Regions from separate parts of the Homo sapiens genome. Here region 1 is linked to region 2. A link is a loop called in an ENCODE intact Hi-C map of the cell type or tissue named here. Cell type or tissue: Panc1. All regions are shown on one strand. Links, peaks and the distances in the headings refer to the core of each region. The heading gives the core; the rest is flanking DNA.

Evidence for each region. A loop is a pair of places that touch in the nucleus more often than their neighbours do. Peaks named below come from ENCODE experiments on the same cell type or tissue, not always from the same donor. Only the 100,000 strongest peaks of a DNase experiment are listed, where the experiment ranks them.
Region 1: a loop joins it to region 2, with 6 times the contacts of the local background. A loop is called at or near these places in 50 of 110 quality-filtered maps.

What each region holds. Positions count from the first base shown.
Region 1 is chr2:181,073,757-181,080,049 of GRCh38, forward strand. No RefSeq gene overlaps it. Among named protein-coding and RNA genes, the nearest start is that of LINC01934, 47 kb to the right of the region's middle. In Panc1, for the core only: CTCF peaks have their summits at 3,537 (motif pointing right) and 3,741; a DNase peak (open chromatin) is centred at 3,595.
Region 2 is chr2:181,712,292-181,718,584 of GRCh38, forward strand. No RefSeq gene overlaps it. Among named protein-coding and RNA genes, the nearest start is that of NEUROD1, 35 kb to the left of the region's middle. RefSeq lists an enhancer at 2,815-2,864. In Panc1, for the core only: CTCF peaks have their summits at 2,938 (motif pointing left) and 3,140; a DNase peak (open chromatin) is centred at 2,920; H3K27ac peaks cover 406 bases.

The sequences.
Region 1 (6,293 bases), core at 933-5,932, 640 kb before region 2:
AAGAGATCAGAGAATTTTAAATCTCATGTTGGTCACCTTTCCTGTTTCATGTTGTTAATACTTCTCCTCAGGCACCTTGCTAAAACAGCGTTTTCTTATTTAAGGCCTGGCTGGACTATTGCCATGAATAGTATCTCTGAAGTCTGTATTTAGAGAATAGCATCTCTGAAATCCTATATATTGTTAACTAAAATTAGAAATCATTTGTATTTCTTTTGACTTGCAGCTTGTTAGAGGCTTCTTAGTCATTAGCTAGAAATGTATTTTTTCTCTTCATGTATTTTCAAAGAAGGATTTATGTAACCATGTTGTCATTTGGGAGGCACTGAGTGTTAAATATCATAGGATGCCAGAAGCCCACAAGAAGATAAGAACACTCCAGTGAGGACCTCTGAAGAGAAACAGCAAAAGCATCTCCATCCTGCACTGAGTTGTGGGTTATTATTGTCATGGAGGTGAATAAAGGATGATTTAGGAGATGGTACTATAATGTGGAGGAAACATCCAGCCCATTTATGGTTCAGGAAAAAGGTTTACTCCTTTGAGCTTGGTTGGGTTAAAACATTGTATTGCCTACTCTCATAATGCTGGAAGTATAAAGAGATCAATAAAGTTTCCTCAGATTCTGTAAGTCAGACTTGGCTCTATTTTCTTAACATTTCCAGGGAAGTCAAGATCACAAAAAGTGGTTGATTCTGGTGGTGGGAATATTGATATTGATTCTATAATATTACTGTAAATTCTTTCTCCGAGATTAAATATATTGTGCACAAGTACTCTGACCACATCTCTAGATTCATTTTATGTAACCTGCTCATGGACTGATCTTTGAATAGCCACCTCTTAGAATCTGCAACTTTGGACATGTCTGGAAGACTCATTTCCTGTCTAGGACCTGGCAGCATGTCCTGGGAAAATGGAATTAGAAGACCTATTTAGGAGGATACACAAACACGTGCCCCCTCCCCCCTGCAAACAACTAGTGAATTATCTGAGAATCACTGGAATCTGCTTCTTCTGCACTGTAGGGACAGCAGCCTTAGTTCCAAAGTTGGGATCCTGCTGGGAAATCTTTAAAATCACCATCTATAGAGCATACCCAATAAAATCTATATTACACTTATACAAAAACTAATTACCAAGGGTTGGGGCCTAACACATTTTGACACTTTCTCTTGAAAGAAATGAATATGGAGATCACAACTTTTAAATGTTAGTTATATTTTTGGAGTAATTATAGGTCATTGATTTATCACAATAGTTTTTTAGTGAGTAAAACACTTCAATAATAATTGATATTTTAAATCTGACTTCTGGGTCTTTAGAATACTGAATTCCAGAGCCAGAATAGTTTAATTAATTTAACCACCAGCCTGTAATAGAGTAAGCTTTCAAATGCCTTATTTGCTGCCTTGCTCTGTAGCAAGGAATTTTTTTCTTTTTACTTCTCTGGGCCTGAATTTTCTCAACTATGTAATTGAACTAAAAACAATGAACAACGCTGCAGAAATGTAGTGAAAGGAAAATTTACTTCGTGGTAAAACAGTGGGCAGTGTAAAGTATCTGAAAGACTTTTAAAGCAATAAAATATACAATTTTAAATTGTATGGATAATTATGCATTTGAGTGCAGCATGAAGCTTCACTGTTAGAACATTGTTTTTGCTTGTGCTAATAGGTTGTGTCGCATCTTTTTTTGTTGTTTTTTTGTTTGTTTGTTTTTGTCTCTGGGCTCTGAAGATTGAAGTTTATTAATTGCTGAGAAGGAAATAAGTGAGTATATTTCTTTTTAAAAATTTAACAACACCATCAGTGGTGCATATTTATTTAAGGACATTTGGTTATAATTAAGCAACATGGCTGCCTTAAGATTATTTTAGGGCCAGGTGTGGTGGCCCATGCCTGTAATCCCAGCACTTTGGGAGACTGAGGCAGGAAGATCACTTGAGGCCAGGAGTTCAAGACCAGCCTGGGGAACAGAGCAAGACCTTTATCTCTACAAAAAAAAAAAATTAAAAATTAGCCAAGCATAGTCAGCACACCTATAGTCAAGCTACTTGGGAGGCTGAGGCAGGAAGATTGCTTGAGCCAGGAGGTCAAGCCTGCAGTGAGCCATGATCATACCACTGTATCCAGCCTGGATGACAGAGCAAGACCCTGTTTCAAAAAGAATATATATATTTTTAGGATTTTACACTTGAGAGCTGGTCTAATGATTTCTGGATGATGATTCTTATTTCCAGACATAATTGAAAGAGTGAATTAAAGAATTTAGCATTCTGGGTGTGGCAGGAACAACGTCATACACATTCTTCGCGAGAAAAATCATACATTTCCTAGTTCTCGAGGATTTCTTTTAGTTCCATGTTTCCTCCAGGCCAACAGTAAGATGTTTTCACTTTTCTTTCTTTCTTTCTTTCTTTTTTTTTTTTTTTTTCAGAAGAGGTGTGGTGGAAAGGTCTTCCAGAACCAGAGGCTAAGCACACAGCAGTACAAATATAAATTCTTTATTCCAGCTTCCAGAATTCCTCCTCTTCAGCCTTGCCTGCTCACTGGAATAATGAAGCAATTAAACAGTGGTGTAAAGAAGTTCCATCCAGTGGTTGAAGTTCAATAGAAAACAAGGAAATAGGCTGATGTATATCAAATACACCATCGGCACTCTGAGTCCTTCCCAGGTTCCCTAAAGGGGGAGGAGGGGACACCGTTTTAGATTTAATTTGTACTGTACCTGATATGATATGATTGTGATAATTTTCCAATGAATAATTGTTAATCTTACCTAATTAAAATAATTATATGTTAAATAAAATATGCAGATGTTAAATTGACTTCCTCCTGGGGCCACTTAGCATTTATTTCTTGTTACCTGTGGAAGGACAGAAAGCAAACACAGAAGCCATGTTTTTACTGATGCTGCTGCATTGGGAAAGCCCAGGGTAATAGAAACATTTTGTTTTATATTTTTATTCCAAAGTAAATACAGTATATTAAATGAGCAGGTTTAAATAAATGCTTAGTGACATGCCATATAGCTTACATATATGCTTAAAGGAGCTTTCCTTCTGGAATTAATAAAATTCTAACCACAAGGAGGTGCAGAAGTTAATTCAAGGGATGTAGTGGAAACCCTGGAAGGCTTGCCTCCTATGTCCCCTTCCCTCATTTCTCCTCCCCTCCCCTTCCTTCTTCCTTTCTTCCCTCCACCGTTGCCTGCATTCACTATAAAAAGTAAATAGGAAGTGAGCACATAATTACATGTTGCTCCTTTAGATTCTGAATTAGTGGGATATTTTTTGGGATCTCTCAAACCACAACATGAAACAGTTTTTCACCACTCCCACCTCTAATATTCCGTCTTTTTATGTTTTGTGAATTGGCGAGTGTTTCTAATTGAACAAGCAAAACTTAAGTATACAAGAAATGTACATTTATTTAATCTTTTAAAAATCTTTTTCTTGATGCCTTGCATAAAAAACAAAAAGGTGCTTTTTCTTTCTGCCCCATCAGAACTGTGGTTATTTTTGGGTGTGTGATATCCTTTCACACACCATAAATCTCCACTAGATGTCAGTGTGTCACTAAATGAAAACAGTTTAGCATGCTCTCCAGACTTGTTCTTGAAACGTACTGGAAAGGTAAACTCATTTATAGTTTTTAACCAGAATGATACAGAGATGTTTTAGTAGGACAAGTTAGTAATAAGTGGTATTTATCCTAATGAATATTAATAACAAATGAAATCTTCTGCTTAAAAAATCCAGTATCTTTCATCTGAGGATGTTGAAATGCTTATGAATATTCTTGCTTTTTTGCCATCATATCCACAAAGAATTAGAATGCTAATAAGATCTTCCTTTTACAGTAGACTTAACCTGAATTGCATGGGGCAAAAACGATAGGACCAAGATGAATCACAGTCGATGTATGGTGGAACCAGACTGGTACTTCTTTCATTGCAGACCCTACTCTACCTAGATAATGCTGCCTTTCCTTTGGTGTTTATGGTGTACTTAGATGCAGATGTCCTTTGAAGAAGTCTGTCATTTGTATTAATGCCTTCCTTATTCAATAAGCTCAACAAGAGTGGAATAAGAACGATGAGATAGTTGGTTAAGTTACTGTGGGGACGTTTATACCAGAAAACTTAAAAAGCAAAGTGTATACAGGAAAAAGTACTAAAATTACTTGTGCAAAAGACATTTGATAATAACTTTAAATTGTTTTATGCAGATTTGAGAATCTGCATTCATAATTTTAAGATTTTATAATGATTGCATAAAAATAATGCTAAGCAACCAAGAAGATAACAATATTTTACATATACTCTTTTAGGGACAGTGAACTCAAACTAAAGAGAGCCTCGTATTAGTTCATTTACTCAAGTGGAGAAGGAAGGAAAGGAAGTTGTAATTTGGTCTGATGGTTGAAACTCTTAGGTCTATGAGGATTATGGTGTAAGTTTTACACTGTATAATTTCCTTAAAGAGAAGTCTGCATAAATTCTTTATATTAGGCCTTAACTAGTGATTTCCTCTAAATTGTATGAATACACAGGTTACAACTATGTAAAAAGTATGTTTGTGAATAAAGATTAAGAGAATACATAGAAAAAAAGGTTAGAGAATAACCTTTCTAAAAAGGTTGGAAAATAAAGATTAAGAGAATACACAGAAAAAAAGGAACTATGGGTAAATATAATTTCCTCTTTATTTGGCAATATTGTTTTTATAAATATAAAGGGAAAAATTGTTTTTCCTTTATTGTCCGTGTTGTAAAAATTTGCCACAATCTCAACTTTAGAAGGGCTTACTCATATCATTGAGGTGCATTGTAAACAATTGTAATTCAAGAAGATAGGCTTCATGCTTAGTTTGTTTACCAGCGTTTCAGTTTAAATCATAAAAATCAAAGTAGAAGTACCTGGTCAGATTTTCAAACTTTAGGTAAAGATAAATGATTGCCCAAATCCCAGCAGCCTCTTTGCTGTAGTATTTAGTGCATTATTGGTGTTCAGTAAATTTTGATGAAGAAATCTTTAATAAATGAAGCCATCCTTAGCTTGTGTTTTCATTTTAAATGGTTTAATTTTAAAACAGTTACTAGCAAAATCAAGAGAATACCAAAATTAAAATTGCTATTTATTTTGCATGCTTGGACCTATATTTAGATGCAGAACTTGTATTATAACAAATCATGCATGCATCAGATTGAAGTATAAAATGGTAGCATTTCATATATAGAAAACTTGTACTATATGTCTTATTCAAGTAATAACAGTATAGTCACCATTGAATTATGCATGAAAACTTTATGAACAGAAACACAACTGGTCAGTGATTATCAGAATAGGCTAAAAAACTTGTGTATTATAATTGGCTAAAAAACTTTAAAAACCATGCCACCATCTCCATCCTATAATCATAATATTTGGAAACTTGGATTTCCAGATTTGGGCATAGGGTGTATGGAGGAGGCAGGAGTGTTTGATTCCAGGACTTTCCAGGGTACTGTAAAGTGCTGATGTGTATAGGACTTTCAAAATCACCCCAACCCCTAGGTGTATATTTAAGTTAATTTTTGGACTCTTGAAACCACTGCAATGTTACTGGCTAGACCACCTAGAATACTGGGCTCATACTGGTCTGGGGTTATCAGATAGTTGAAGAAAATCTAGGTGACAGGTCAGTGGAGGTGAATTCTTTGTGCAATCATTTCTTGTTTATAAAGGAAAGGAGTCAATATATTCATGTCTGATTTGTAGAATATAAAAAATCCAGCCCCCACAAAACCTTGAGTTACTCCACCAGTTTCTCACTCTGCCTAGAATCTCACATTAGAGAGTCATTCAAGGAAAAATGACAGAAAAAAAAATCCAGTTTGAAAATGGGCAGATGATCTCACTAGACATTTTTCCAAGAAGAAGACAAATAGCCAATGACTACATGAAAAAGTGCCCAAAATCACTAATCTTCAGGGAAATGCAAATCAAAGCCATAATGAGATATCTTCTCACCCCAGTTATAATGGCTGTTATCAGACCAATGAAAAACAATGCATGCTGGCGAGGATTTAGAGGAAGGGAAACACTCCCACACTGTTGATGGGAATGTGAAGTAGTACAGCCATTCTGGAAAACAGTCCAGAGGTTCCTCAGAAAAACTAAAAATAGAACTACCATACAATCCAGCAATCCTACTTTTGAGTATTTATCTGAAGGAAAATAAATCAGTATATCAAAGAGATATCTACACTCCCATGTTGCAGCACTATTCACAGTAGCCAAGATAATGG
Region 2 (6,293 bases), core at 806-5,805:
CAGAATATGTATGGAAATGCCTGGATGACCAGGCAGAGGGGGTGGGGCCCTCATGGAGAACCTCTGCTAGGGCAGTGCAAAAAGGAAATATGGAGTCAGAACCCCCACACAGAGTCCCTACTGGGGCACTGCCTAGTGGAGCTGTGAGAAGAGGGCCGCCATCCTCCAGACCCCAGAATGGTAGATCCACCAACACTTGGCACCATGTGCCTGGAAAAGCCACAGACACACTCAATGTCAGCCCATGAGAGCAGCCAGTAGGGAGGCTGTACCCTGCAAAGCCACAGGGGCAGAGCTGCCCAAGACTATGGGAAACTACCTCTTGCATCGCCGTGAACTGGATATGAGACATGGAGTCAAAGGAAATCATTTTGGAACTTTAGTATTTGACTGCCCCGCTGGACTTCAGACTTGCATGGGCCTGTAACCCCTTTGTTTTGACCAATTTCTCCCATTTGGAATGGCTGTATTTACCCAATACCTGTACCCCCATTGTATCTAGGAAGTAACTAGTTTGCTTTTGATTTTACAGGCTCATAGACGGAAGGGACTTGCTTTGTCTCAGATGAGACTTTGGACTGTAGACTTTTGGGTTAATGCTGAAATGAGTTAAGACTTTGGGGACCATTGGGAAGGCATGATTGGTGTTGAAATGTGAGGACATGAGATTTGGAGGGGTCAGGGGTGGAATGATATGTTTTGGCTCTGTGTCCCCAATCAAATCTCACCTTGAATTGTATTCCCATAATTCCCATGTGTTGTGGGAGGGGAAGGACCTGGTGGGAGATAATTTGAATCCTGGGGGCAGTTTCCCCCATACTGTTCTCGTGGTAGTGAATAAGTCTCACAAAATCTGATGGTTTATCAGGGGTTTCCACTTTTGCATCTTCCTCATTTTCTCTTGCTGCTGCCAGGTAAGAAGTGCCTTTCACCACCCCTGCCATGATTCTGAGGCCTCCCCAGCCATGCAGAACTGTAAGTCTAATTAAACCTCTTTTTCTCCCCAGTCTCCAGTATGTCTTTATCAACAGAATGAAAATGGACTGATACATGTATTAGGTGTAATAAGAGCTAAGGAGAAAAATAAAGCAGGGAGAGGGATAGGAACATTGGCGGTGGGTAGGGGGAATGGATTCGATGGTCAGAAAATACTCTACGCTGAATGTTGCATTTGAATAAAAATTTGAAGCAGGTAAGGGAGAGAGCCACACAGAAATCTGGGGGAAGTGCATTTTAGGTGCAAAGGCCTTGAGGCAGGATCATGTCTGGCAGTTACAGAAGAAACAAAAAGGCCAAGCTAGAGGAAGCAAGTTAGAAGAACAAGCAAGGAGGCTGAAGCAAAGAAATAAAGGAGAGTCTCAGCTGACAAAGTCAGAAAGGTAACGTGAGGGAGGCAGATGATATAAGGCTGATATGGTTTGGCTGTGTCCCCACCCAAATCTCATCTTGAATTATAGCTCCCATAATTCCCACACGTCATTAGAGGGACCCTGTGGGAGGTAGTTGAATCATGGGGGCAGGTCTTTCCCATGCTGTTCTAGTGATAGTGCATAAGTCTCAAGAGATCTGATGGTTTTATAAGGGAGAGTTCCCTTACACAAGCTCCCTTGCCTGTTGCCATATTGGATATGCCTTTACTCCTCCTTCACCTTCCACCATGATTGTGAGGCCTCCCCAGCCATGTGGAACTGTGAGTCCGTTAAACCTCTTTTTCTTTATAAATTACCCAGTCTCCGGTATGTCTTTATTAGCAGCGTGAGAACGGACTGATATAAAGGCCTTATAGGACATTATAAGAATGTTGTGTAAGAACATCGTCCCTGCCTTCACAGAGTTTATAATAGAGGAGAAAATAAACAATAATGATAAAATGAGATGCCTATTAAAATTAGGAAAGTACATGATGCTATGGAGTCGTAGAGTGGTGGGTCCTAATGTGCTCTAGTGAACTCTTTCTATTAAGAAATAATGTTCTCATTGAGATCTACAATGTGAACCAGAATTAGATAGATGGAGGTGTGGTGGCTATGCCTATAGAAGAGGAGTAAATTGCAGCTGCTGCTGGAGCACAAGCAGGATCAGGAAAAATAAACAATCCTGATGTGAACATACTAGGAACTGGAAAGAAATCTTATGACCGAAGTTAAACAACAAGTGGGGTAGTTGTTGTTGCAAGATGAAGCTAGAAAACTGGGAGACAGCTAGATTCTAAAAAAGGCTTGTAGACTACAAGAGTGTGGATTTTACTTGAAAGCACTAGGGAGCCATAGAAGATTGTAAATGGGTGGGGGGGTGCATTACATGATCAGGTCTATCTTTCTGAAAGATCACTCTAGATGAAGAGAGCAGATTGAGAGGAGCAAGCTGTGTGAAAGGGGAAACAGTTAACCTACTCGTGCAATACTGCAGGGAGGAGGTAATGGTGCTGTTGAACTTTACTGGTAGCAGTGGGAATGGACAGAGACAGACATGGACACAACTGAGACATTTAGGGATTAGAACAGATAGGACTGGGAGATTGATTGGGATGTGGAGTTTCTGGTACGGAAGGTTAAAATAGAAAGAAGGATCAAAGACGTCATTCAAATTTCTGACTTCGACCACTTGATGGATGGCTACAAATAGGGAACAAAGGAGAAAGTACAAGATTAGAGATGGAATTTGGCTTTCAGAAAATGCCACTGATGTACCTCAGAACAGCAATGACTGTATTTGTTTTCCGTAATTCCTTCTCCTAACTGAAAATTTAAAGATAATTGAATCAAATTGTTCCTTGGGTGACTTAGTTTTATATCTATACTTAACACAGGAATATCATTTCAAGGTGGCATTTCCTACAGATCTTCCCATAAGTCTGTGTATGTTCCTTAGACAGTGGTTTCAGAAATCACCAAATGATACAGGTAGAAAACATAGCTAAGCACGTGGCGCCATCTTCAGGACAGTTTGTTAAAAGCTTATAAACCAACCAGACTGAAAGGCAAGTTTCTCACAACAGAACACTGACTGACTCCATCTTGTTTGGTAATAAGGAGCTGAAAAAAATGTTTCTGCCAGCTCCAATTGTGTGACCAAACTCTTTGTCTTCATGAGAACTGTAGTTTATCACAGGATATAGAAAAGATGGTAGCAGATTTTTCTTCAAAATCCTTCCAGTTTGAAAGTGTCTGTGAGCTGGAAAATGAGCTTTTGCTGTGGAGGAGACAAGAAACTATGGCACCATCCCTTCAGGTTTTTTGCCTTGGTATTCAGATTCTCTGGTGATTTTCCCATTTTAGATATTTATGTTCTGTTCTTTACTAGGTGCTTCATTAAATATGTGGTCAAGTGGAATTTAACTTATAAGCATTCACAATGCTTTACAAATGCATGAATATAAAAAGTAGGGGGGAAAACATTTGTCAGATTTTGTACCCAAGGTTTTGGTTCAGGGAAAGCAGTCTTATAGATTTATACAGTCTCCATTTTAAAAATAAAAGGTTGTTAATAAGAAATCAATAGTAGACCCATAGCTAACCACATAAGAAAGACAAATAGAGCTTACTAGATGACTTTTATTTTTCAAATCCTCTCAGCTTGTAATTATTCTATTTGAGTAAGCTCCACCTTTTCTTTGTGCAGAGTTGGGCTATAAAGACACACACATATACATGTGTTTGTCATAATGTATCTGCCACCTTTCTGTGCTGGATGTGGTGTTTAACCTACACTGAGCATTTGGCATGGCCTCGCTGAATAACTGGGAGGTAAACTGCTTGGCTTTTACATGGAGGCAAATGCTTTCTACCATCTTGCAGCATTCACTCACAAATGGGCTTTCTTTCTAAACTTTTCTCATTAGAATGTATGCCTTGGGTTGAGGAATCTTAAATCCCAGAGTTCCTTTCAATCCTGAAAGAGGTAACATGTTAAGCTAAATTCCATTTCTGTATAAACTGAGGCCCTGGCCGCCCCATCAATGATGGGTTTGGGTTTCCTAGAGTCTGAATGGGGCTTATGACAGGTGGGCAGAAAGAGGGTATACACAGAAGGTATAGTATCTTATAGTAATTACGTGTTTACAACAGACCAGGTGCTTTACATGGGTTATTTCACGTAATCCTCATAACAACCTATGGACACTTTTTAAATGAATGAGTATTTTTAATATCTGTATTTTACAGATCAGGAAACAAAAACAGAGAATGAAATAATTTGCCCAAGGTCTTACACTCTCCTTTAAAGTAAACTTATAGAAATGAATTCTAACTCAGGCATTCACCCTCTAAACCCGACAAGCTTGATAGAAACCTCAAACTACCCTTAAATTGAAAATATCCTTATGGCACAGACCTGAAATAAACCTCCAATCAAGAATCAAGCCAATAATTCAGTAGAAGATTCAGAGAGCAAAAGATTTGGAACTGAAGGCAGAGGGCAGAACCCGGAATGATTCTCTGGAGTGCAGAAGTTCTTTTTAATGGTTCGAGAGTCTTGGAACTGCTTGGGCCACATGTGACAACACAGGTCCTTGAGACTTCAGAGGGTGAGTGTGGGAGAGACTGGCACTGCCACAGATGAGCCTGGAGGAATCCGGGAATTTACCATTGTCCTCTTCACAATTGTTTTTAGGATCAAGCCTAGAGATAAAGAGCCATGGTCTCTGAAAATAATGTTGAAAACACACTTACAACACAGCAGAAGCAGAAATAAATGACATATTTCACTCTGTTCATTCAGGCAGAGGTGGGTGCACAGAACATGGTGCTGCAATGGTCTCCTGAAGCTGAGGCCAGCTAACAGGCCCGCAGGCAAGTCAATGGGATGACCAGCAAGTGGGTGGCACCAGCAACAGGGACAAGCATACGGCTTAGAGTCTGAAACCCTGGTTCCAGGCTGAACACTGTCACTGACTATATGACTCTGGGCAATTCATTTAAATTATCTGAACTTTAATTTACTCAGCTGAAAAATGGCTGTAATAGCCACCAAATAGGATTGTTGGGGTATCAGAGAAATCACGTGTGTGAAACACTGTACGCTTTAATACTCACTGAGGGCCTTGTGTGTGCTACACATTAGGAATAGAAAATTGAGACACAGTTCTTGCTCTGAAGAAGTTTGCAATCTAATGATATACACTGTAAATGTTCATTCTCTTTATTCTTATAAGCCCCTCTTCTTTCTAATTCTCCCCCATCCCCTTAATTTGGATTTTGTCTTAAGTTTAGGTTTTCTCAAAAGCAGATCCTTAGGCAAGGACTTGCACACAAGGGGTTTATTTGGAGATGCAAATAAACAGATGAGGTGAGAAAAAGTGACATAGGAAAGGCAAAATCGCCAATATAGGGTGCACTGTTAAGTCGACTACCATGACAGGCCACTCTGGAAAATGCTGCAAAACACACAACTCAGAGATTTTTCTACTTGAGGCAGCGGGGAGCTAGAGTATTTTTACACCAACTTCCATTCATCAATAGTAGAAGGCTTCTTTTACTGGGTGTCAACTCCCAGGCACTTTTGTCCTGCCAGGTGTATGGGCAGAATGTATCTCGCAGCAGCTTCTGAAAAAGGTCTTGGTCAAAGAAATGGAGATACTGGCAGTTGGAAAGTGGCTGGTGCACACTGAGGTCAAAAGAGCCAGGGACTGGGCAGGGTGTTGACAGCATCTGCAAAGATTGGCCCATTCGTCCGCGGGTTCCTGGGTGGGCTCCCTCTTTCCCTACCACCCAAGGCAAAACCAAGAGAGAAGGATTTTTCAACAACACTGTAGAGGCAGGAAATAAAAAGATGTGTGGATTGGTGGTTCTTAAATGTATGCTAATGCTGTCTAGTGGCAACTTTGACTCATGAATCATTGCGCTTTTTCAGAAATGAGGCAGAACTATAGGTCAGTAGAACTATTGTTTAATGGTTCAACTTTCTGTGATAATAGAAATATTCTATATCTTCACTGTATAGTATAGTAGCCACAAGTAACTTGAGCCCATGAATGTGGTAGGTGTGACTGAGGAACTGCATTTTCACTTTTATTTAATTTCAATTAATTTAAATCACCTGTGGCTAGTGGCTACCATATTAGACAATATAGCTTTAGAGTATTTAAAACTATGTTTCATTATTCACAAGTCATCTTAATAATTTTTAAAATAAAGGATAGAGGTAAATAAGTTATATTAATGAGTGTTAAAATCAATATTAAGCTGATTTTTTTTTTTTGAGATGGAGTCTCACTCTATTGTCCAAGCTGGAGTGCAGTGGCTCAATCACAGTTCACTGCAGCCTCGACCACTTGGGCTCAAGTGATCCTTTCA